Linked DNA regions of Mus musculus: regions 1, 3 and 4 are each linked to region 2. The links are chromatin loops, found by intact Hi-C in ENCODE. Cell type or tissue: heart. All regions are shown on one strand. Each heading gives the region's core, and the rest is flanking DNA. Links, peaks and the distances in the headings are about the cores only. Region 1 has its middle 83 kb from the start of Gm26107. Region 2 has its middle 18 kb from the start of Emcn. Region 3 holds the start of Gm38650 (a long non-coding RNA gene). Region 4 has its middle 47 kb from the start of Gm567.

Region 1 (6,241 bases), core at 455-5,454, 170 kb before region 2:
GCAAGGGGAAGCCTTGTCCCGACAATGGCCTTACAAGCACGCTCTAAAGATTAACCTGACATCTGTCTCCTGCTGTATGCTTTCATTAACATTAATTAATTCACTCCTTTTTGAGATTTCAATTTGCCTAGATGATCCATTATAAATTAGAAAATAATGTGCTCAGGTTATAATTTAAAACGTTCTCAGCTGATAGTTAATGAACTTGATTCAGGAAGGGTAAACTGAAAGAATGAATTTTTAATGCTAATTTAAAGGACATTAGTTGCTATGGACAGAATGATTTCATTGCCACTGTTTGAAGCAGGGAAATTAGGCTGCAGCTGCAGTGGCTCCCATAGGTAACTAGCAACATCTGTACTTGCGAAGGGGTTAAAATTTGTCTGGACAGCAAAGAGACGCAGAGATGCTTTTCTAAGACAAAGATACGTACATGGTTGGGAAACCTGGATACTCTTATCTTGTAAAGTTGTTCCTCCTAGTTCTCCTTGGGAACACAATGAAGCAAAGTCATATTCTAAGGCCAGATATGATCACTTGGGTCGCTTCCCTCACAAACAAGAGGCAAGACACTAGCCCTGCCTCCTTACCTCTGGCTGTTGTGAGCATTGTTTTCATTAAGTGCCAATCACTGTCTTATACTGAATTTGACCATGGGCCAGTGAGTATATAGATAACACAATTTGAACTTGTTTATTATTATTATTACTATTACTATTTTAGTTTTAATTTTTTATTTTTTGGGTGGGGGGATATGGAGAGACTGGGAAATGAGTGTGATCAGGGTGAAATTCCCAAAGAATCAATAAAAATATTATGTTGAAAAAAATTCCAACTCAAAGTTCTAATAAGAGTCAGTTCTAAGTTTTCTAGTCTGAAAGTCCCCATTTGTAAGACTGCAAATAGTCACAGTGTCTTTAGGACATAAACTTAAGATGGTAAAAGTGGTGAGTGCTAGATTCCAGACTGGAACACAGAATATCTACTGAAGGCAGATAGACTTCAGAGTACACTCATAACTAGACATTGATTCTAACTCAGGAGATCATGAACAGTTAAAGATGGGCTTTCAGTTAACATTACCTGATCCATTAACAGCATTCAGAGATCATCATCTCAGATACATACCATCAGTGCTGGGGTCTGCTGAACCCAGACAGTGTACAGGCAGGATGAAGAGCCTTTGTTCAGTGCCTATGTTTTCTCACAGGCGGTCTGCTGCGTGTATCTAACACTGCCAAGTGATTGGGGGGTAGGAGGGAACACAAAGACATAGTTTCAATAAGAACATTTCCTTTTATCCAATCATTCACATACTTTAAAAAACTTACCAGTAAGAACTAGTCTGGGTACTGGACAGACAAGACTGGTCAAGACACCATGCACACTCACCAGGAAGCCTGAAGGAAGAACAAGAAATTTAATAATGAGCTGAAAAGACAATCTGTACCCTAAAGAAATAGTTTAATATTGTTATTATTATTATTATTATCATTATTATTATTATTAGAAAGAAAAGTTTCAGGGGCTGTGACGTTTGAACTGAAGTGTGGAAAATTAGGACAGGGTGGGGTGGCGTGTCAAATTCTCCAGCCTGGTCATGTTTGACATTTTGCACTTGGGTCATTTTTTACTATAGAGAACCAGACTGCCTCCCCCAACCCCAACCCTGGAGATATTTAACATCAGCCTTGTCTCAATGCAGTATATCACTACTTTCCCCAGGCTATCACAGTTACAAACATCTTGAGATGTGCCAAATGTATCTTAAGGGATCAAAGTAGCCCCAAGCTAAGTACTGCTTGGCTTCACAGGAAAGTGGTGAGCGCTGAAGAAAAGAAGAGGGAGGGAGAGAATCACATAGAAGAGGGCCCGCTGGGGGCTGGGTGATGGCTCAGTAGGTAACATATTCACAACACAAGGGGATTACCTAAGTTTGTAGTCACAGTAGCTGTTGAAAGCTGTGCATGGCCATGAACACCTATCACCCCAGAGCTGGGGAGGCAGAGAAAGGACAATCATGGGCTTAACTGACCACCCAGTGCAGCCAATCATGGAACTCCATATTCAGTGATAAACCCTGTCTCAGAGGTATGTAAATAAGTAAATAAACAAACAGACAGGGTAGAGAAAGACACCTGACCTTTTGCCTACACACGCGCGCGCGCACACACACACACACACACACACACACACACACATCCTCTATACAGTCCTGGCTGGCCTAGAACTTAGAACTTGTGATTCTCTTGTCTCTCTCTGTTTTAAGTGCTAGGATTACAGCCATGAACTACCACAGCAGATTCATTGTCGACTCACTTTTATGACTAAATATCCATAGGAGATTTTGAATTGTTATGTTGCTGCCTTCAGTCACCATTCAGAAGCATGGACAGTAGTATTTTTTCTTCCTGTGAAACACAATAACCCAGATTGCTAGACATATCTTAAAAGTGGCTGGTAAGTTCTAATAATGTCATGAACACTTACCTACTGAATAACACCAGATAATGTTCTATCCTTCAAGACTTGTCTGCATAAGAAATGTTTGGGTCATAATGTATAGGGTTTTTACAACTGTATTACTGTCTATATTTGGAAGAGCTAAGTCATAATTTTGACTTTCAGTTAATTGAGATTTTTATACACACAGCATCATAACCCTTTAATAACTGACAAACTCAGAATGCAGATAATATTTTTGGCAATCCAGAATTCTTCTCAATAAAGTGCAAGAAAGCAAATGGTATTCTTCAAGTAGGGAATACTATTTGGCTCAAGACTGTGTACATACACATTTCATCTGAGCTCACATCTTTCCGCCTCTCTTCAGACAGGAAACCACTTAGGATCCTTTTTAAAGGACCTCTGAGTGTCGATGGGTCAAGAGAGCCAGTGATGTAAAAAAAAAGAGACAAGGGCTGAGGGACGGCTGTGCTCCAAAGGCCTGGGAAGAAAGCTTATCGTGTTGCCCGCTCTGGCTATGACACATCCCAACTCCTGGGAGGAAATCAAGAGCGGAAACTGGGCAACCATGGAGATGAGTCACGAGCAAGGAGACTGTGAGCGTTATGAAGCCGACAGCTGCAGAACAATGGAAGCTGCGAGGCTATTTTTGTTTGGCTTCAACAATTAATTGAACCTGGTGGAGCTGACAGTGTGCCTTCTCTCGATCTTCCCTTACTAAAAGTGGAACGTTTCCATGCCAAAAACTAGCATCTCCTTCCTGTTGGAGATTGATTAAAACGCCACTGTGCTCTTTCATGTGTTTACCTCTAGAAGGAGCTTATTACAAGACAAAAAGTATCCAAACGTTGAAAAAAAGAAACGGCCATTGTGTTACTGGGTTTCTAAGGCTGAACTGAGAACTCAGATATAGGTGGACCTCTCTCCTACCAGTAAGTATGGCAAAGAATAGCCAGAGGCCTTCAGAAGCAGATGGCTTGCATAGTTACAGTTATGGATTTCTTTTTCTTTTTCTTTTTTTTTTTTTAATTTTCAATTACATTTCCACGGGGGGGGGGGGGGAGGAATAAGAATTCAGTCAAGAAAAATGTAGCTATCCCTAAAAATTTCTCACTGTTCACCAAAGTGCCCCAAGTCGAGACAGGTATAAATTTAACATTACCATATCAGAAAACAAAATTTGAGGCAGAATTCGGAAACTTGTGTGAAAATGATTGTCAATGTACTGATCCTAGGATATCATGAGCATTTGTTAATATCTTCCCAATCAACATTGCTTCTTTGGAGCCTATGATTATCCGACCATAAAGAGGTTGAATAGTTTTCCTACGTTAGAAACATCCCTTAGGTTGTAGAATGGAGAGCAGATATGGAGAGAGTAGGAGATGAATGGGATTGGGGTAGATAATGTAAAATTCACTACTACTACTACTACTACTACTACTACTACTACAAATGAAATATCACTTTGGCTGGAAGTTCCAAGATCTGAAAGGAGGTTTTAACCCAAGTGGCCGCATGAATCATAAAGTGGTCACAGGATTGGCTTCAATGAGCAATGACTAACAATTCTGGGAGCAATGTGGGTCTAATCAGATACCTCATCTTAAAGGAGCTGGGTCAGAATTCCAGAAGGGCAGAGACAACTGGGAATGTCTCCAGGACTTGAGCAGGCTTCATGGCATGTTAATGGGAGAAAAAGATGAACCATTTAAAGTAAGTGTTAATACAATTAAATTACTGGAGGTAGAGGAGTCTGCAGGGAAAAACCAAACTGGAGAGGAAATAGGGAGGAAAAATCACCACAAATTCCTCTCACTCTTGCACATCCTCAGAGGCAGCTCTAGCTTCTCATCTCCAAAGTGTGATTACATTGTTCTAGTCTTTTTCCCCCCAAATGCACCCATGTAAACACAAAAATCAAGATGTTCTTGATGGCCACAAGCTGCTGTGGGACCTCAGTGTTCATTCTATTTCTTCCTAATGAAGTCTTTTTCCTCTTCTTCTTCAGGGCATAAAATATTGTATCTGTTAAATACGACCTGATGTTGTAGGACATGATTTATGCAGTTTCTTCCATCATTACCTTTGAGTAAAACATCAAAAAAGTATTTTAAAGGAGCCTTGGCAATGTTGTGCAAGGGTTTGCCTATATGCATGAAGCCCGAGATTTGATTCTCAGCATCACATGGATACTGAGACAGAGGTCAGTCTGGACTATGTGAGACCCTGTAGCAACAAGAAAACAGATGTCAACCAACCAAACAGAAAAAAAAATTGAAATTAATTAGAAACTCATTTCTGTGAAAGGTCACATGCTGCCAAGCCTGACTTAGCATCCTCTATCCTATATATGCCCTGGATTGAGCACCATTCTACAATTTGGCTCTTTTGTTGCTATTTTCTTTCTTGTTTAATTTTCTTTTCTCAATATAAAATAAAATTTTATGGACAGGAATTTAGTTCTTCTCCCCAAGAAGAACTTCTTCCCAAGGTACAATTACTGTATATATTGATTTAAGATATCTTTTAAAGTTTACCCTTGCATTTTCTGTACAATGATGTCTTGGAATTACCTCTGCATTATAATGCTTACTTTTCTGAATATGGATTTTAAGCCTCCTTTAATATTTCAGAATCACATGTGAGAAACACAGCCTTATTCTTCACCTGGAACATTTCAATATATTTAGCTTTTATTTGGTGCTATGATCATTGGAAGATGGCATCACCTTCTGAGACCATCATTTATATAGTCAAAGGACAAAATTGCTTGGAAGATTGTCACCTCTGGCTGATGTGCACAGTGTTCTTCTCAGTGGTTTGTTTCTGAAAGACAATGTATGTGTTGAGCAAGAGTGTGTGCATATGAACAGGTACACATGTGTGGGAGAGCATGCAGAGAATAAGAGGCATTCGAAAACAGTTATTTAAGTTACATTAAGCCATGATACCCTATATTTTTAAGTGTGCTTAAAAAGTGACTTGCAGGCTCACAATGATATAGTTCATGTTTTAGCTATTCCAATAAAGCCCAGATGAGCTTACACTGCTAACAACTTCTTCCTCCTGTTCCCAACCCTGTGTTCTCACTTCTCGGATTACTTACATAATTGTCGATCATGTATGTCCTTTCAATTTTATAACCAGTTTTTAGTAAAGTCCTACCAGCCAGCCTTTGGTTACCATTTTGCACCACATTTTCTTTTCTCGGTTTCTCCACCTCTTGCTTTGACTCTTAAGGCTGGTGTGAATTTTAGTTCTGATTCCTGCAGCTCTGTCCCTACTGTGTACTGTGCTGAGCAGTCTGACCAGACACGGAAAGCATTGCTCACACATGCAGGCCATGGCGTTCTATGTCACAAGTGTTTCCTCATTGTCTTCTTGGAGGAAATGGGTGTGGGAGTCCAACATCAACTTCGTTTGCTTTCATCTGAAATGACCTTGACATTGCTTACTGGTCTCAAAGATAATTCGTCTTTAAGAGGAAGTGGTGCCCTCTTCCTCGGGCCAGGCTTTCTTCCCCTTGTATGTATTATATAATTACCAGAGAATTCACATTTTTATTTTTTGATTTTTGAAAAGAGGGTGGTCTCGTACTCCCAGTTTAGCTGAGGATGGCCATGATCCTCCTGCCTCTCTCCCCTGAGCACTAGAATGACAAGTCCAACATTTGAAAAGACCAATTCCTTTCACTCTTTTAGTGTGCTTTGATTGTCATGCTATTGGGGCATAAACAAGGCCCCACCCACCAGCTGCAGCGCCAGCTCCTCAA
Region 2 (6,241 bases), core at 785-5,784:
TTTTCAGCTCCATAGGAGGAACAACAATATGAACTAACCAGTACCCCCAGAGCTCCCTGGGACTGAACCACCAACCAAAGAAAACACATGGTGGGACTTATGGCTCTAGGTGTATATGTAGCAGAGGATGGCCTAGTCAATGGGAGAAGAAGCCCTTGGTCCTGTGAAGGTTCTATGCCTCAGTATAGGGGAATGTCAGGGCCAAAAAGTGGGAGTGGGTGGGTTGGTGAGCAGGAGAAAGAGGATCGGGATTTTCAGAGGGGAAACTAGGAAAGGAGATAACATTTGAAATGTAAATAAAGAAAATATCTAATAAAAAAATAGTATGAGTCTGCACTGTGGCACAGCCTTCTGAAGAGGACTGCAGTCTCCTAGACCCCTTGGAAAGATGTCCTGTTTTCCTGATTCCTGACAAACTCAACTGTTAAATTCCCATGACTCCTCTTTAGTTTGCCTAGCTCAGCAGGCATTATCCCCTCTACTGACTGCTGTTTCAATTTAACTCAATAAACTCAATCGTTGGTATTATGAGTTGACCTAAGATAAAAGTAAAAAGACTGGACAGTCTCCAACCCTTCCTCCTTTGTAGGAACATGGAAGGGCTTTGTTATCTTTCACCAGTTTGATAACTTAGAGGATAATGTGGTTTTTCTGAGACACATTGCACAACACTTGTCTCTGATGTGTCAACAAAACCCAGTGGAATTGGCTGTGGTGCTGATTAAAACAGGATTCTAAGGACTTGGCTTTAGAACCTTACACATTAGAGTTTGAGGATTAGACACTGCAGGGTCTTCCCATGCCAGGTAAACTGTGTGGCCATGTGAGCTCTGCAGAGCTGCTTGCAGCTGAAGACCTGGGTACCTTATTTACATTCTCATTAAGATGCAGTCTCTGTAATCCCGCTTCACCACTGTGGCACTGTAGCAAGCTCTAACTTCTTGTGCTAAGGAGACTTATTTGTCTCCATTGGAACACTTTTATCCTGATGACTCCTGTTTCTTGGAATTGGAAAATGAGATGGAAATGTACCCACTCCCATAACCAGCATCCCAAGGTTGATAACTGCTGGCTCCATAGAGCATTTGGAGACACACAGTCACCTATCTGCCAACAAATACAAACTCTTCCCACGTGGAAAAATAAAGATACTAAAAAAAAAAAAGTATAACTTAGAGTCTAAACTTCAGCTTACCTTGTTACTAGGAAAATGATATATCTTTTATTCAATCTATGCACCACATATCTAACAATTTATGGATCCCATCTGAATCCCCTAAAATTGGCTTTTTACTCAATTTTGTTGCTCTAAGTAGTCTTATAGTGTGGAAAGGAAGATTTCATCCATGGTAGATGGTGAGAGATGTTACCTCTGAGACAAACTCACCACTCACCACTCAGTCCTGCACCCCAACGGTGGGAGCTAGACAAGAAAATCATGTGTTTGTGGCCCACACCCCGGACTCGGTGCCTTCTATCGTCTACACCACTTGGTGTGTTTTCCTGTGTATGGCAGCTTGCTAACCCCACAGGCTGTTCTGAAGATCTCATTTTACTTAACCTCGCGGTAGCAGGTGAACATGAGGGGCAGCTTCTCCCCTTCCTTTTTCTCTGTCATCTCTGTGGAAGTTCATTATGCCTTTGTGAGCTCCTCAGCCTTCACTAAGCAATTAAATGTTGGCATGACCGCAGGCCCCTTCTCTGTGCACAGTTCCATCCACTGCTGTTAACTAAATGGCAGTGTACACACGATACACAAACTTATCGCCACCCAGCGTGGTTTTTCTTACTTTCGGATGGACGGATGGTTGTGCCTATTTGAGTCTCCTCAAAACTCTACATCTGCAAAAATGAACCTAGAAACACCCTCCTGAAAAGTATGTATTTTTGTTGTTAGTGCTATGACAGAAACCATATATTTTTTTAAAGTGGGGGAGTTAGAAATGTCCCAACAGTTCACTCTCCTCGTACTCTTAATTCAGTCCTTCAAGTGCTCCCAAAGTCAGCTCTTAGACCTGTCAACTCCCTTCTTTCTTTCTCTTTGTATTTCCTATCTCTACTCTAGTTTATGTTCCCTATTGTTTTGTGCCTGCGATGAATAACCTTGCCATCAGCATATGCATGTCACCACTGGCTTTGAAAAGACCTCTGACAAGACCACACTTGCTCTGGCATCTGCCATCTCCATTGTAATAAAGTGATAGGCAATCTTTTTCAAAACACACATCTATTTGAACACCCTGGAGGTAAAAAGAGCCCGTTAACCCTCACATCACCCACTGGACCTGTGTAAGACCCACGTCTCTGTCCTTTGGATCACAGTCAGACACAGTGACCTCTCTCTGTCTCCTTCTGCACAAACGCCCTTTAAGAGACTGCCTAAAGTGATGGTCCCTTCTTTTGACTATTTGACTCTTCTTCCAACAGGCTTGTAATTTCTTCCAGGAAGCCCTGTCTGTACACAGATTTCACTAAACTGAATTTACAAGTACATTCTCAAAGCACACCTCGTAAAATGGATTTGGGAAGAGGACATGTTCTGCATATTTATGATGCATCCTACGTGATTAAATGCTTGTTCCTCACTATGACCTTGCCCACTAAAGTGTGGCCTGAGGACTCTCTGCTAGCATTGACCATGTAGTTCCTAGAGGCTAGGACATGTTTGAGCATACCAATATTTAACGTGTTGAGAAACTAAGGGACACGTTTGGCGCACGTCTCTCAGAGCTTCTCTCCTTCCGAGGGTTTGGATAAGTCAGAAATCTTGAGAACCCAAGCAACGCTGATACCACCTCAAGATTCCCTGTGAATACATCATAGCAATTAAAAGCGGAACTCCATGGCAGTCTTCCTGGTTTTCTAATCCTTTTCTGCCACCGAATGCACCTGCGACCTCTGTGCAGTGTTTGTCCTCTCTGAGCCTCGGTGTCTGACAGATGGGAATGCTGATTACACTACAGCACGCGATTCCCATGAGGACCACATGAAGAATCCCGAGCCCGGAGCTCAGCACAGCCTGTCTCATAGAATGCTGCTGTTTCATGTGGCTATTGTGGCTCCTGGCCTTATGACTCCTGCTTCCTTCCTTTTCGGCTCATGGATCCTCCCAGGTCATTAAGATTCCATCTCCACGGTGAGCCTGGAGGAAAACACAGTCTCAGACATCTTTTTTTAACGACAGACGGGTTGTACAAAGCTGTTACAGACACTTGTGCTAGTACTGTAGATGTTACTTTCAGGAGAATTGCCCAAAGTATCTTGGCATGAACCCCACTTCCTCTCTTCGCGGGCCCATCACTACATTCAATTTCTTTCCTGATTTAACCCATGACTTTTCCCCTCATAGAGATACCTAGGGTTTGCAGTGCAGTCTTTCTCCTTCAGCCTCTCTGCTGAGGAACAACCCTTATTGTGTAGTCTACGAACTAGAATTAAAGTAGCATTTGCGCTCCCACAATACCAACAACGCACTGCCTTCTGGGATACTTCCGTGAAGTCCCTTGGTCCATGAGCAGCGTTTAAGGCAAGCCTTTTAAAGTCCTTGCTCCTGTTCAAATGTCAGATTTGGGATTGTGCCACCTTCTCATTCACGTTTCTTCAACCACGGGACGATGTCTTACTTCACTCTGCCTCAAATGCAACAGATTTTTTTTTTAATTCGAAAATCTATAAAATTTCCAAACTTTATTTGAGAAAATTTCACCCATTCTTTGGATATAGATTTAAAATAATTTTCTCAAAGAATGCTGTTAATAATTAAGCTCCCTTATTGCACATTTTCTTATGAATCCATTCACTCACGTCTGAATAAAATAGTAATTGTTACCATTAAATCCTTATGATTACGATTCTATATTTTAAAAAATAAGTATCCTTAATATGATTTTTAAAATTAGGGCTTGTTTTCAAATCATGCATACTATGAACGAAAATATATTATTTTTATATAGTGTATTAATAAGATATATTTCATCCTTTCGTACTTTGGGTCTAGATCCAGAATAGATTCATAATTTGTGTTCAGTGGGTATTTCCTGAAGGAGTGATTTACTGTGCATAGCATATTGCTGTATTGCAGCATTACTGAGCTGCTGCATTGCTGGATCAGTGTTTTCCATGGATGCACTCCCCACACATGCAGAAAGCTCAAACTCACACTCAACTTTGAGACACTGAAGTCAAATATATTGGTACAACAGTCCTGCTGTTTCTTGCCCAGGTACAGGACAGAATGTGAGACAGTAATCACAAAGACATGGGCTGAGGACAGGGACACTGAATAAGAGGCCAGAAGTAACTTAGCAAGCTTCTGGAACTTTCCTGTGTGTATTGGCTTAAATAAGCATTTTTGTTTCTTTTCATGAGAAGGTGTTCAACTGAATAACTTCTTTTTGTTTTAATTTGTTTAAAAAAAAAAAACTTTTTCAGGCTTGCTACACAGTTCTAGGGAATTTTCAGAGTCAAGTTATTTAGTTGGCTTACTTGACACATTAGACAGTTTAATATAAACCATTTATCTCCCCCAGGGAGAACATAAACAATTCTGCAGCTTATAAAATTTCATGGTCACTTTTAGGAAAAAAAAAGTAAAGTAGCAGAGTACTTTAAAAATATACAGTTCTGTCTAAAGTGAATGAAAAGGAGCTGCGAACTGGAGAGCTTTAACATCCCACTAATGCCAGAAATGTCAAAAGAACTAGAAATGCTACAACAAATATTTTCCAATACTAATTATTTCTACCTATTTTGTCTTTGTAATATTTAGTCACTGTTTTATATGATAAACATCTTATAAAATCATTTTCCTGAGAAAGAAAAGAAAGATAATCACCACGCATTGACCAAACTCTTTGCTCAGTTACATTCAGTTGTAATATCTAACCATTTCAGCATACACACATACACACACATACACACACACTCACACACACACACACATGTTCAGGCAGCATGATCAATTCTATTTGTTATGATTTTATCAAGACAAAACAGTTACATTGCATGATGTATGGATTGTATTATACAAAATGTATTAAGTGTCCCTCACAGAAGGGAACATGAAACCACACGCACTGCCTATAACCTGATATGTCTGATGATCATAAGAATGCTCCCCAAAGTAGCCTCTCATTCCATACATTGCAAACATTGTTTTCCTTCCACAACTCACAAAAAAATCCAGTACAGAGAGCCATAAACCACATTCATACGACAATCATGCTCAGCTGAAGGACAGCTTGCAGTGAACAACAGGACACAGAAATGGCCACTCATAACTTGATACCTAGACTTGACCATGAACCCTAGAAATATGCCATCAAATCTTAAACAGACTCAGCATCCCTATTGTCTCTACCTATATCCCCATGACACCAGTTTTCAGTGCTACTCTTCACTAGGACAATGGATCAAGAGGAATCATGACTTCAGCTAAAGTACAAATCCTACAGCAGAACCATGACCAAATGGAATCCTGAATTCCACCCAGAAGAAATTGGAAGAAACATCTATAAATAAAAGACTCTAAAAGCTAAATTAGCTTTGTGGTAACTCTGTCTCTGTCCTCAGCTTTGTCCCTGGTGAGGTCTCATACATCAGCCTGTGTTGTTTTATTGTAAAATCAGACTGGGAAAGGCCACCAAGTTAGATAGAAAATCTGGCCTCTGGCAGACTGGAGACTCAGTAAAGCCTCTTAAGACCCTGAGATCTGAGCCTCATATCTTCTTTGTATGACCTTTTGTCTCTTAGGATGTCAAGGAGAAAATAAATTTATACTTGGCCTAGCAAGTGCTTCTATTTTTCATTATATTCATCAAGCCAAGACTCAACCAAAGGGACAACTTACAGTATTCCTTTTGGGAGGCTGTGTTTTCTATCTACAAAATGTAGCTACAATATTAAGAATACATCTCAAATATGAAATTAACACACTTATTGGGTGGGCTATTGTTGGGAGCCGCCCTCACATTTGCCATTATAAGATGGCGCTGACAGCTGTGTTCTAAGTAGTAAACATAATCTGCACACGTGCAGGGGCAGTTTTCCCGCCATGTGTTCTGCCTTTCTCGTGATGACAACTGGGCCGATGGGCTGCAGCCAATCAGGGAGTAATACGTCCTAGGCGGAGGATAATTCTCCTTAAAAGGGACGGGGTTTTGCCATTCTTTTTCTCTCTCTTGTTCTTGCTTTTTCTCTCTCTTCTCTTGCTTTCTTGTTCTTGTTCTTTCTCTTGCTCTGG
Region 3 (6,241 bases), core at 782-5,781, 49 kb after region 2:
ACTTTGACTTTCTCCAGATACAACTCATATTTTTGGTTTTCTTAGCACTTGTTGCAATAGATGCTAATAAATGTTTATCAAGTTAAATGGCTCTTTAGATAGTATTTATTTCTTCTGAGAAATAAAATGTAAACACACGTTTGACCATGTCCTTGTACATTAAGGTTTTTTTTTTTAATAAAATTACTTGCATCTAATGTCATTGGCAGTGAATCCGTGATATGTCTTATGTCAAAAGACAAGGGCTGCTATTACTTTTAGAAGGACTGCAATCAAACTGATCGCCTGTGACTATACACCTCAGAAAGCTTATTTTCCTTCAAGAGTTTAAACCTTTCCTCTGAAACATTTTGCTCCTAGAAAAAGATAGTGAATACTTTCTCAGACACAGTGGAGAAAATAAGTACACATAAATATCACTGTGGAGCTGGGAGCAAAGACAGAGATCCTCTTGTTGTGTAACAGACTTTTCATGCATAGACACAACACACACACACACACACACACACAGAGAGAGAGAGAGGGAGAGAGAGAGAGAGAAACATCTATACATTTCAGAAAGAAACCTATCACAGAACAAAGTCCAACTACTATGAATTTTTACTAAGTTATTAGCAAAAATACTCATGAGGGGTTGCTTATAGGAACAAGGATGACTGACAACAACAACCAAAAAGGAAAGAAAGACAGGAAGAGAAGCTCACCCCAGCATGTTGATGGTTGGCAGAAGTTGTAGCAGCTCCATGGTCAGAGAATCCCCTCCCTGCAGCTGGGCTGCTCAGAGGCCTCACCCAGCACTTCACTGGTGCCTCCTCGAAAGCTGGGGAGGGGTCTTCGGGAATCTTCAGCCACTTTCCCAGACTCATGACTTTTTGTTTCTCTCAAGCCCACGATCCTGTAGAAATTCAGAGGAAATTGCTATACAAAAACTTATTATCATATAACAAAGATTGCAGAAATGCTAACACAATGAATTTTCTACCAGCTGAAAACAGCCTTTAACAAGTCATTTTCTTAGCAAAGCTCTGCTACCTTAGGATACAGAAGGGATTCTATCCTGAATGCTGGACAGAGAATCACCTAAGATGCTTCTTGCACATGCAGCTTTTCTTTTTCTCTTTCTCTTTCTTTTTCTTTTTCCTTTTTTCTTTTTCTTTTTTTCTTTTTCTTTTTCACTGGACAAATATTCTACAAAGGACTTTAAAAAGGAATTGCCCTTATAGGCAATACTGTTTCTCAATAAACTAACAAATCCTTATTGTTTTTTTCACCAGCAGCATTTGCAGAACACAACCATGTAACCCACAAAGCGTCTTGTGTTATTTGCTGTACACTGCTGTTATGGTCCCTACCAGAGTAAACGGTACTTGAGGTTGAAGCCATAAGGAATACAGCAGAGCCTTTTACTGTTATCAGATCATGATTTTCATACAAGCAGTCACCCTGTTTGTTGGGTGAGGAAGGGAAAGAGAGAAGAAATACCTCTGGAGATGGTGGTGGCACTCAGTAATTAAAATTGTTCCCACTGGAAAAGTCTACATACAGGGTTCAATCATAGCTATGTACTTGTAAGTTAAATAACAGTCTTTAAGTGGCACTGTATACTTACTTGTCTTTGACTAATTTACCCACTTCAAATTAAACTTAGAAATTAGTGTTAAGTGATGAAATGAAATACTAAGTGACAGATAGCTAGAACAACAAGGTTGAGACAGGGGATAGCCTACCCATGTGTGTTCCAGCTCTCTGCTGAATATGGAGGATGGGGGACAGGGGTGTGGAAAGGCCAAAGAGAAGGCGTGAGATCTACTTCCAGAGAGGAAGACCTTTCGACTTGATTTCCATAAAGCCTGTGAAAACGCAGCTCTCTTTTCTGTATGTGCTAAACACATCTCCCTGAGCTGATGCATCAAGCAAGTTCCATTTACCGTGTCTATAAACAAAGTCAGTGCTGGGAACTAACACTTCTGAGCACCTCAGGGCTAAGAAATGAACAGTGAATGCATCTACCTCAGGACACCCGAAACTCTGCGCTTCCCTGGACACACCAAAGATTGCTTTGACACAGAGTCAAAGAAAGTTTCAAATACAAAGGAAATCTGAGGTTCCATATTGATACACATTTACTGTTAGGACATATGTAGTTCAGGATATGAGCCTAAGTACTCATTGCTCTAAAGCCATCTGCTTTACATAATCTACTCTATGCACTGTAAAATTCAAGGCAGACAGAGAGTAGTGCCTTCTTCCGATGGTTGATGTCTTTACACCCCTGAAGATATCTACTTACTGCATTTATGCCATGTGCCCACAGTCTGACTTCTGTGGAGAGGCTGGGGCCCTGCAGTTTTTCTGAGTGAAGGACAATTTCACTTCTGGTTGAAGACATACAGAGAGAGAGAGAGAGAGAGAGAAAGAGAGAGAGAGAGAGAGAGAGAGAGAGAGAGAGAGACAGAGAGACAGACAGAGAGAGAGACAGAGAGACAGAGACAGAGACAGAGAGCTATAAAATATGGGGCCAAAGCCTTAGAGAATTATAGTAGTGTTAGAAACTAATTTCTTCATAGACTATTAAGAGTTGAGCCTCATAGATTTGACTTTGGAAAGAGGATGCTGCAGCAGTGACTTCTGCCTGTTATAAACTGGTTTTCCTCATATGCATCAAAGGAAGCATGGAGAATTGTCATTAAAAATATCTTTATATGCCCCAGTACAGGGGAATGCCAGGGCCAAGAAGTGGGAGTGGGTAGGTAGGGGAACAGGGCAGGGGGGAGGGTATAAGGAACTTTCAGGATAGCATTTAATATGTAAATAAAGAAAATATCTAATAAAAAAGGAAAAAATATAAAATGTGGGGGCTCGAGAGATGGCTCAGTGGTTAAGAGCACTGACTGTTCTTCCAGAGGTCCTGAGTTCAATCCCAGCAACCACATGGTGGCTCACAACCATCTGTAATGAGATCTGATGCCCTCTTCTGGTGTGTCTGCAGACAGCTACAGTGTACTTATTATAATAGATAGATAAATAAATAAATAAATAAATAAATAAAAGTAAATATAAAATGTGGGCTAAAATTCATTATTACATTTCCATAATTTTGGCTGCTTAAGCATAAGTACAATTTACAGAACTAAGCAATTTGAAAATATGAGCTTATCCATGACATCATGACTTAAACTATCACAGTTGCTTAGTTTGCAGTTTATTGCTCTTCTTGGTAAGGTATCATTCTTTCTCTCTTGTGTTTGCATACATATATGACAAATTGTATGTTAAAAAATAAAACAAAGTGTAAAATATAATGAATATAGAACTTATATGCATTAAAATACAATAAATATATACATATTTAGAAAATATGTGAAGTATAAATTATATGGTATAAAATATGTTTTATATAACTGACAATAAATAATATATCACATTAGTTTATACTTTATAGAGAGCAAAATATTTTAAAACAGTATAAAGGTTAAAAAGAATTATCAAGGAGATATATATGTATGTATATATATATATATATATATATATGTATGTATGTATTAACATTTTAGTAATGAATGACTTTAGTGTGCTATGAAAATATATAGTTAAACATCCACTCTCTAGAGACCACACATTTAATTATTTTCTCTGGTCAAGTCAGTTATAGTAAAAATATTTTTCAACATCACATATAACATTCCTCATTCCCCATTAGTCTTCTCAGTTATTGCATAGCTATAGAAACACTGACTACTCTGCCATTCATCCAGGAGAATCCACACCGCTGTGAGAGGCAAATGGACCCAGGAGCTAAGATCAATTGATAACAACTTGGAAATTGGTCCCAAATCCATGCTCTACTCACTGGGTTAAAAGAAAACATATATATTATATCACAATATACATCACATGTATATGTGATAGATACATAGACAGATAACATAACTCAACTATGTTAGTTTACTATATTTAAGTAGACTACTCTGTTGATGAAACCATTAATAATAATGAAATTTCTTAAACATATTTTTTCAGATGTTCAGAATGACTCTATTCCAACACCGGCAGAAACTTCCACAACAAAAGCCTCTGTCACAATACCAGGCATCGTGTCAGTGACAAATCCTAACAAACCAGCAGATGGAACACCTCCCGAAGGTAAGATCTTTTGATATAGAATGTAGTTTTCCTTTTAAAAGCAAAACTAGTAAGTAGATTGTGTATAATGTACTATGGGGAACAATTGTTACAAAATTAAGTAATAATTTGCTATTTACAAATTCCTCTATAGTTCTGAGTAGAACGTAGCGTCTGGAGGCCTTGCTGAGTTTCCTTACTGATGCTCTTTAAGATCACTTCCTGTTTGGGAACACTCCCATTGTAACTGTTATATAAACAAAGTTTATTTTTAGAGAAGAAAACAATTATCATACCTAAGTCCTAAAATATCTTTGTAAATAACCCGGGTCTCCACCTACATAGCACAGCTAATAATTGGAAACTATTCAAACAGTCAGGTTTTGCGGGTCATTATGTGCTAATAATAGATTTAATTTGTAGACCTCTGTGGCAATGTTATCATGATTATTACTGGATGGGGCAGCAATTATGCCAGGAAAAGTATTAAAGGAGACTAACTAAGCATCTTTAAAATGTTGAAATGCCCCTGGGACTGGTGGTGCATGCCTTTAATTCTACAACTGGGAGTGGGGGCAGGCCAATGCAGACAGACCCCTGTGAGTTTGAGGCTAGTTTATTCTGAATACCAAATTCCAGGGCAGAAAGACCTATACAGAGAGAGAGAGAGATGTTGTTAAAAAAGAAATGAAAAGGGGAAAACAAAAAAAAGGGCATTATAATCATTCAAACCCTCAAAGGATTTTCAAGCCAATATTTGCTACATTGTTAATCTTGAAATACTGTGGGGGGGGGGGAGGATAAGGCATCTCAAAAAGAGAAAAATAAACTTATTAATTAGTTACCAGAAAATTGAGTATTTAGAGCATATGATGGCTGAAATCCTACCTCTACATGTTTCATCTCTTTACCTTCTTTAATTTTTACTCTAAAATCAGGCTCACAAACAGTCATGTCAACAATATGGACTCATGGGGCTACAGCGATACAAAGAGGTTAAGAGCATAGACTGTTCTTCCAGAGGACTCAGCATCCACATCAGAGCACACAACCAATCCATAACTCCAGTTCCAGGAGATCTGACACCTTCACATAGACATCCATGCTCATAAAACACCAATGCACATTAAAAATTTAAAAAGGAATCATAAAAACAAGGAACCACTAACAAAACAAGACAAAAAAAAAAAAAAAAAAAAAAAGCAAAGCCAATCTGGACTTGAATAGGGTGGTAATTTGACAGATACAAGGGATTACCAGCAGCATCTATGTCTACCATGCTTGATTCCAGAATGAAAACAAACCAGTTCTCACAGAACTTCTTGACCAAACCAGAAAAAAGCACACACAAGTGCAGCATAGGGGATTTGAGTTCCAGGATATTGCAGAATCTTATTTCCAACAAAGATAAGCTCCAAATGGCACAGTTAAGATGTCAAAGCCCAGGAAGGCTCGAACCACCTCCTGAACATTGTGTTTCATTTTGAAGGATTGTCTCATCTGTGTATAGTTGGGTTTTTGTTGTTGTTTTGTTTGTTTGTTTTTGTTTTGTTTTGTTTTGTTTTGTTTTTACAAAGTATTGCTATTGGCTTTCTTCCCTAAGTTTCAACTGATTCAATATGAAATCAGTTCTAAGTTGGCAAGGGTACCCTGTGTTTGCAAGCAGTAAAATTTATATAAGCGTCAAGACAGAGAACCTGAGTGCTGACTTTGCATCCAACCCCAGTCCCCATCTCTAGATGATGCTGTGGTCAACAGTGCTTCCTGAATGATAACACAAACCTGGGAACCATGTTTAGTTACATGAATCATAGAGACAAGGGTTCACTGAAAAGAACTCTGGCAGAATTATAATTCCTGATAGTAGAAGCACATCTTGTTTTGCTGAGTTCAGACGTTATTTCAAACCTGTTCATGTTAAGGCAGAGAAAGCAGATGTTTTTATCCTTTTTGCAACAGGCATTTCCTATAGTTGGTCGTGAAACACCTGTCTCTGAAAGAAGGGGGTAGCACATTTGAACTTAATGTAGCACAGGCAAATGTACACATATATATTCCTTCAAATCCCTTTTGGGAGACATTGCTAATGACTTATATTACCCATTTAATAAAAATGACA
Region 4 (6,241 bases), core at 523-5,522, 80 kb before region 2:
AAAGGGGATAACATTTCAAATGTAAATAAAGAAAATATCAAAAAAAAAAAAAAAAGAAAGAAAGAAAGAAAGAAAGAAAGAAAGAAAACAAAAAAGAAACCAAGGCTCTGTAGAAGAGATATGCCATCTGGCTTGTCCAGAGGGACACTGGGTATAGTTATGCCATGGTTTAACCAAGTGAGAGGCTAAGCCACCTTATATAAGAGTATCATTATGGTTGCCTGGACATGGCTCCTTTGTGATCAAGTTTGCTTAATAAAATTGGGCCTGCAAAAAAAAAAAAAAAAAAAAAAAAAAAAAAGAAAAGAAAAGAAAAAAAAGAAAAGAAAAGAAATATGCTTAATGATTTTTAATTAAATTATGTTAAATTTATTTTTACTTACTCACTTTACATCCTACGTACTCCCCCTAGCTACCCCTACAAACAATCTTTTCCCTAGCCCCCTTCCCTTTTCCTCTGAGCTGGTAGAACCCCGGTGGATATCCCCACCCTGCTACTTTAAGTCTCTGCCAGGCTAGGCACTTTCTCTCCCAACAGACAAGGAAGCCCAGCTAGAAAAACATAACACACAAATAGGCAATAGCTTTTGGGAGAGCCCCTGTATCAGCTGTTTGGGGCCCACATGAAGACCAAGCTACACATCTGCTACATATGTACAGAAATGTCTAGGTCTAGCCCGTGGATGTTCTTTGGTTGGTGGTTCAGACTCTGAGAGCCCCAAGAGTCCAGGTAAGTTGGTCTTTCTATGGAGTTCCTATCCTCTTCGGACCCAGAATCCTTTGTCCTATATTAGACATAAAATATTAATATTTCACAGATCCAAAGAAGCTAAACAAGAAAAAGGCCCAAACAAGAAAGCTTGAAACTCGCTTAAAAGAGGGAATAAAATAGTCATACCAGGCAGATGGAGGAAGGGAACTGGGAGAGAAGGGGATAAGGAGAAGAATTGGGGGGGGGGTTCAGGATCAAGTGTGGGGAAGGACAGGAAGGACAGCCAGACGGCCAGGAAAATGCATGGAAATCTGCAATTGACTGGGATGAGAAGGTGGGGGCATCTCCAGGACAAGACAAAGACCTGGGATAAGGGAGGTGCACAAGAATCAATGGGAGTAACCTTGACTGAGACTGACAACATTGGGGATATGGAACCTGAAGAGGCCTTCGCCTGAAGAGGCAGGAGCCTCAGTGGAACAATAGAGATACCAACCTACCCACAAAACTCTCAACCCAAAATTTATCCTGTGTACAAGAAACTCAGGCACAGTGGATGGAGCAGAGATTGAGAGTATGGCCCAATTTGAGACCAATCCCTTGGGCAAGAACCAATCCCTAACACTATTGATGATAGATACTCTGTTATGCTTGAAGACAGGAGCAGATTGTTCTCCAAGAGGCTCCACCCAGCAGCTGACAGATACAGGCACCCACAGCCAAACAGTAGTTAGAAAGGATGAAGGATTTCTTAATCATTCTTAGTACCATGCTTTTCATCCTTGGTGCCAGGCTGCCCCATAAAGACTGCTAGGAAGTGTTTAGAAACGAGAAAGAAGGAACATGCTTTCTGTCTCTGTGAGGTCCTATGTGGTCTCCCCAGAATTACCAACTTCGCAAACTGAGTCCCTTTACAATCAATGGTAATTTCATTTTCTCATCAGCTTCAGTAGCTAGAAGTTTGTTAATTATTGTCTTCCCAATTCATGTGGAGAAAAACAACACATGCTGTACATTTTCTCTTGTTGAAAAGTAGGTTTAAAAAAAAATAAAGTCTAAGGAATAAAAGTTGAAAAGAATAGGATGGAATGTTTGTGTTTAAAGAAGAAAGTGGAATTCATATTAAGGATGTAAAGTCTCTATGTAGTCAATATCCACCAACCAGACAGTAGAATAATAGTGAGGCTGTGTGCTAAAGCCCCATAGTGACTGCTCAGAGATCTTATCCAGAAATCTATTTTCTAATTGATATATTGATTTTACATGGACAGTTTATATCACTAAAGTGGAAGGAAGGTGGAATTGGCCTTAGCTTCCCTCTATAGACATCGCTAACATGCTAAGAGGGTTTTTTTTTTTTTTCCTATAAGATGTTCATCAGCCGTGGTTGGGTCTTAGCAGACACCATTTATGGACATTCTTTAATTGAAACATAATTTATGTTTAAACTTATAGTACCTCACGGGGAGATGTTTTCTTTTTTGGATGCTTGTCTCTGATCTCTTTTTATTTTCATCCTCCTGTGAAGTTATTACTGTCCGTATCCTTTTGAACTTTAATTCTAAAGGAAACTTAAACGATCCTTCTGTGTGCGCCATCTTCTAAAGGGATGAGGCTGCATCTGCTCGTCATGGGTTTTGTTCAATGAGTGGAGACATGTGACCTTTCTAACTCCTCCCACAGAAGGAGACTAACTGGTCAGATTCCATCCCCGGCTCACATCTTGAGGTCCATCCTTTCTGAATGACATTTCAGCTTGGAAATAGGATTTTTTTTTTCAAATTGCTTTGCTTCAAATTCCATTGATCTTAAGACACATTTTAAATTTGCTTCTAGAATCAAAGAAGAACAGATAAGCAAGGAATTGAGTTCTTAAGCAGAAAAATTGAAGGAAACTCTCAACAAAGTTTATGGACGTGAAGGATTTGCCTGCTAAAACCCATTTTGTTTTGTTTTGTTTTGTTTTGTTTTGTTTTGTTTTGTTTTGTTTTGTTTTAATTCACTGTACCTTATCAGCCCTCTATTTGCTCTGACCTTCTCACAGTTCCCATTTGCATCTGAGGAAAATAATCAGCTGTGTGGTTCTGCTGGCCAGTGAGCAAGACAAATCCCGGGAATACAGGTTATTCAGAAGGCACAGGCAGGATGAGGTGGAGCCAAGGAAGACGTGGGGAATGGGACAATGGCTTCCTTTTCTTTCCAGTGAAGCTGAGCCCTTCTCAGACCACAGCAAAGGTTGTGATCCAATCAAGTCTGATCAAGTGTTCCAAACTCTGAAAAGAGCTAACCCTTCTGTCCTTCTTTTATGATTCTTTGTGTACCCTGGCCTATGCAGAGAACACCTATGTGTCCTGTAAACTTACAAATTCCTTTTCACATGCTCATTCATTTAATCCAAGTATATTTCCTAGCTCTTCTCCATTTAGTGAATATCTCATATAACTCCCTTCTAAACAATAATTCAAATTACAGCCCTGCTATGCCGGTTTATGCCAGTCATCTTAGTATATGAAGGAATGGAGATTGTGCTTATTACATTACTGTGAGCTAAATCTTTAACTGCTAAAATTTTATTATGATAGAGAAGTCACTTTTGCACGATACCATGTGGAAGTTATTTGTAGTTTCTCTTTGCTCAAGTTAGAAAAATGTCAGGTATGTTTTGATAGGGTGCCACCAATTGTTTTTCATCTAGTCCTTTACAATTGGCATCTGGAGAGGATGGTGTCTCACACCAAGAAAAATAATGAAGAGGGTGGTGTCTTTGGCTGAGGATTCCCATCTGTCAGACTGTGGACAAGTATGTAATTGAATTTAACCTTGGTTTCTAAGGTTAGAGATAGATTAGATAAGTGGGAAATGGCCTCTCCTCCCATATCCTGCTCCTGAAGTGTAGGAAGTGACTAAAATGGAAGCACGGGAAGTTTGCAGCTGAGGTATCAAAGGTTTGGTTCTGTGGTACTTTTTTTTTAAGTTCAGAAACCCTGTTGTAAGAAAAGATGAATTAAGTGATCTGGAGATTTCTGCAAAAACAATTTCCCCCATTTACATTGCCATTCAGTAAACAGAGAATCTTATTCATTCAGCAGAAACCTATTATTTTGTTTTCCCTGTGCAAATAGGATTATTAAAATACTGCCAACTTATTCTTCTGGCTGCTGCTCAGTCATTTGGTATTTACCTCTCCTTTTGATGACTCTAGTATTTACAAAAGAGCAGTCTGCCTTTGACTGAAAACTGAAAATGCTTTTCCCATGCTCCAGAATGGCATACTGTGTTAAAAGGAACAAACATATAAGACACTTGTTTGATTTGCTCTAATGAAGGTAGGAAAAGAGCAAGAAGAATAAACGTATAAATAAGCCAATGAACTTCAAGATCTTTATGAGTTCATAGGTTTCTTTTGAGCACTCAAATCCTCTTAAGGGAAAAATTCCAAAAGCATGCAGAAAACTGAGCTCTTGACTCTAGCTGCATATGTATCAAAAGATGGCCTAGTCGGCCATCACTGGAAAGAGAGGCCCATTGGACACGCAAACTTTATATGCCCCAGTACAGGGGAACGCCAGGGCCAAAAAGGGGGAGTGGGTGGGTAGGGGAGTGGGTGGGTAAGGGAGTGGGGGTGGGTGGGTATGGGGGACTTTTGGTATAGCATTGGAAATGTAAATGAGCTAAATACCTAATAAAAAATGGAAAAAAAAGATAATAAAATACTGATTCACAGAAAAAAAAAGAAAAAGAAAAAGAAAAAAGAAAAACTGAAGGCAGAGCAGGGTGTCCCTGCTCCTTGTTGGCAAGCTGCTTTTCTGACTGTTTTACTTTGCATTGATTTAAGCACCATGAGGCTCGGACTACTTCCTCATTCGGAATCTGCACCATATCCTTGCCCTAGTCTATAGTTAATCCTCTAGATGAACAGGGAAAACGAGAGCCCTTTCTTATTTGAAAAGAAGTTTCAACACTCATTTTTCTTATTTTGAAAGCTCTCCAGATTCACTTCTGTGGTTCTCACTGCTCTTCTGTGTCCCAGCCCCGCCTCCCTCAAGTACAGACCAATGAGCTTTGCATGTGTAAGGTGTGGCATGATAATGTCTGACGTGTCCTAGAGAGTTTAAAGTAGTTTGTTCTTAATTTGTTGTTTTAGAAATGGAGACAGATGATGAATAAAATGGTTCTTTCTAAAAGGTAGATTTTTTTTTTCCCTGTATGAGTCCCAGTGGTCTCCTTCCATGGTCCTGACATAAACAGGGTGGAGGATGTTATTTAACGTGCTGGAAGAAAATAAAAACGACCCAGCACCAAATAAAACCATGTTTTAGAAGCAAACCCCACCCATGTGTCATGCACCACTCTGTGTTCGTAGGCAAGGGAAGAAGTTGGCAATTGGGGGAGGGGGTCCTCCTTTCCTGTGTGTAGCATCACAGACAAAAAAAAAAAAAAAAAAAAGAAAAGAAAAGGAAAAGGAAATGAGCATCTTCGAGACATGGGCATTTCCCACACTCATTATCAAGGAGGCTGTTAAAGTGGAACACAAAGAAGGTCTTCACTTTTGGGTGTAATTTTTTTTTTTTTCCAAGACAGGGTTTCTCTGTATAAGCCCTGGCTGTCTTGGAACTCACTCGGTAGACCTAGCTGACCTGGAACTCAGAAATCCGCCTGCCTCTGCCTCTGCCTCCCAAGTGCTGGGAGTGGGTAGGTGGATGGGGGAGCTCTCTCATGGCGGGGAGATGGGATATGGGGGTGAGATAATATAAATCTTATATTAAAATCATGTCTTTAAATAAGGAAAATGTAGCAAAATCATATTTTACTTTACAATCATACTTATTTAAGAATAATTTTGAATTGGACAGCTGTCAGAAGTACTTCCTTATTCTGGTATATTCAGTTTTGGTTTATGCAGCAAATTTCACACTAAACTTTCAGAATAAAATAATGGAGGAAACTTTACTTAATAAATAATTAGCAAGTGTATCCAGAGAAAGCTCTAGGCCAGTGAGACTCCTAGAGATGGTAGAGTCACCGATGATGTATAATTGAGGGGCAGACAAAGTCAGAGAATGAGCAGCAAGAAGACTAGAACAAGTTACCAGTTAGTTTAAGACCAAGTAGAACAATTCAGTGAGAAGCTGAGAGAAGCCAGATTGAATGGGCCAAATTGGAGGGGAATTTGATCCAGAGCAGCTGAATTGAACCAGCCAGTTCAGCTAGAAAGGGTGAGCTTATTCAGCAGTAAGCCTCCGAGAGAACTCTCGCTCCCTGCATTGCTCTTAATTATACGTGGTGAATAAAATTTACTTTTACACTCTACCATAAAGTTCCAGAAGCCTGATTTCTTTATTGTATAACCATGACTAACCTCTATGCTTCTAAAAATGCCAAGTGTACTTGATTTGATATTTAATCATTGGCTCACAAAGGGGGAAAAAATCAATGTAAACACTTTCATCAAACCAAGATTTCTCTTTTTTATCCTTATAAAGGAAAAGATAAGCCCGATTAATTAAAATGGCATCCTATATTTGCAGA

Evidence for each region. Hi-C counts contacts between places; a loop is a spot of excess contacts. Peaks named below come from ENCODE experiments on the same cell type or tissue, not always from the same donor. Only the 100,000 strongest peaks of a DNase experiment are listed, where the experiment ranks them.
Region 1: it touches region 2 in a loop (13-fold over the local background); 4 of 42 quality-filtered maps call a loop at or near these places.
Region 3: a loop joins it to region 2, with 1.9 times the contacts of the local background. A loop is called at or near these places in 2 of 42 quality-filtered maps.
Region 4: a loop joins it to region 2, with 2.7 times the contacts of the local background. A loop is called at or near these places in 2 of 42 quality-filtered maps.

Annotation. Positions count from the first base shown.
Region 1 is chr3:137,147,593-137,153,833 of GRCm38, forward strand. No RefSeq gene overlaps it. Among named protein-coding and RNA genes, the nearest start is that of Gm26107, 83 kb to the left of the region's middle. In heart, for the core only: no CTCF peak of the experiment used is centred there; a DNase peak (open chromatin) is centred at 3,019.
Region 2 is chr3:137,319,491-137,325,731 of GRCm38, forward strand. No RefSeq gene overlaps it. Among named protein-coding and RNA genes, the nearest start is that of Emcn, 18 kb to the right of the region's middle. In heart, for the core only: no CTCF peak of the experiment used is centred there; a DNase peak (open chromatin) is centred at 3,021.
Region 3 is chr3:137,368,708-137,374,948 of GRCm38, forward strand. It overlaps Emcn (endomucin), which reads left to right. Exons shown (of 12, transcript NM_001163522.1): 2 at 4,021-4,143. Gm38650 (a long non-coding RNA gene) reads right to left here and starts at 913. Exons shown (of 5, transcript XR_003954564.1): 1 at 705-913. In heart, for the core only: a CTCF peak has its summit at 2,978 (motif pointing left); no DNase peak of the experiment used is centred there.
Region 4 is chr3:137,239,539-137,245,779 of GRCm38, forward strand. No RefSeq gene overlaps it. Among named protein-coding and RNA genes, the nearest start is that of Gm567, 47 kb to the right of the region's middle. In heart, for the core only: no CTCF peak of the experiment used is centred there; a DNase peak (open chromatin) is centred at 3,573.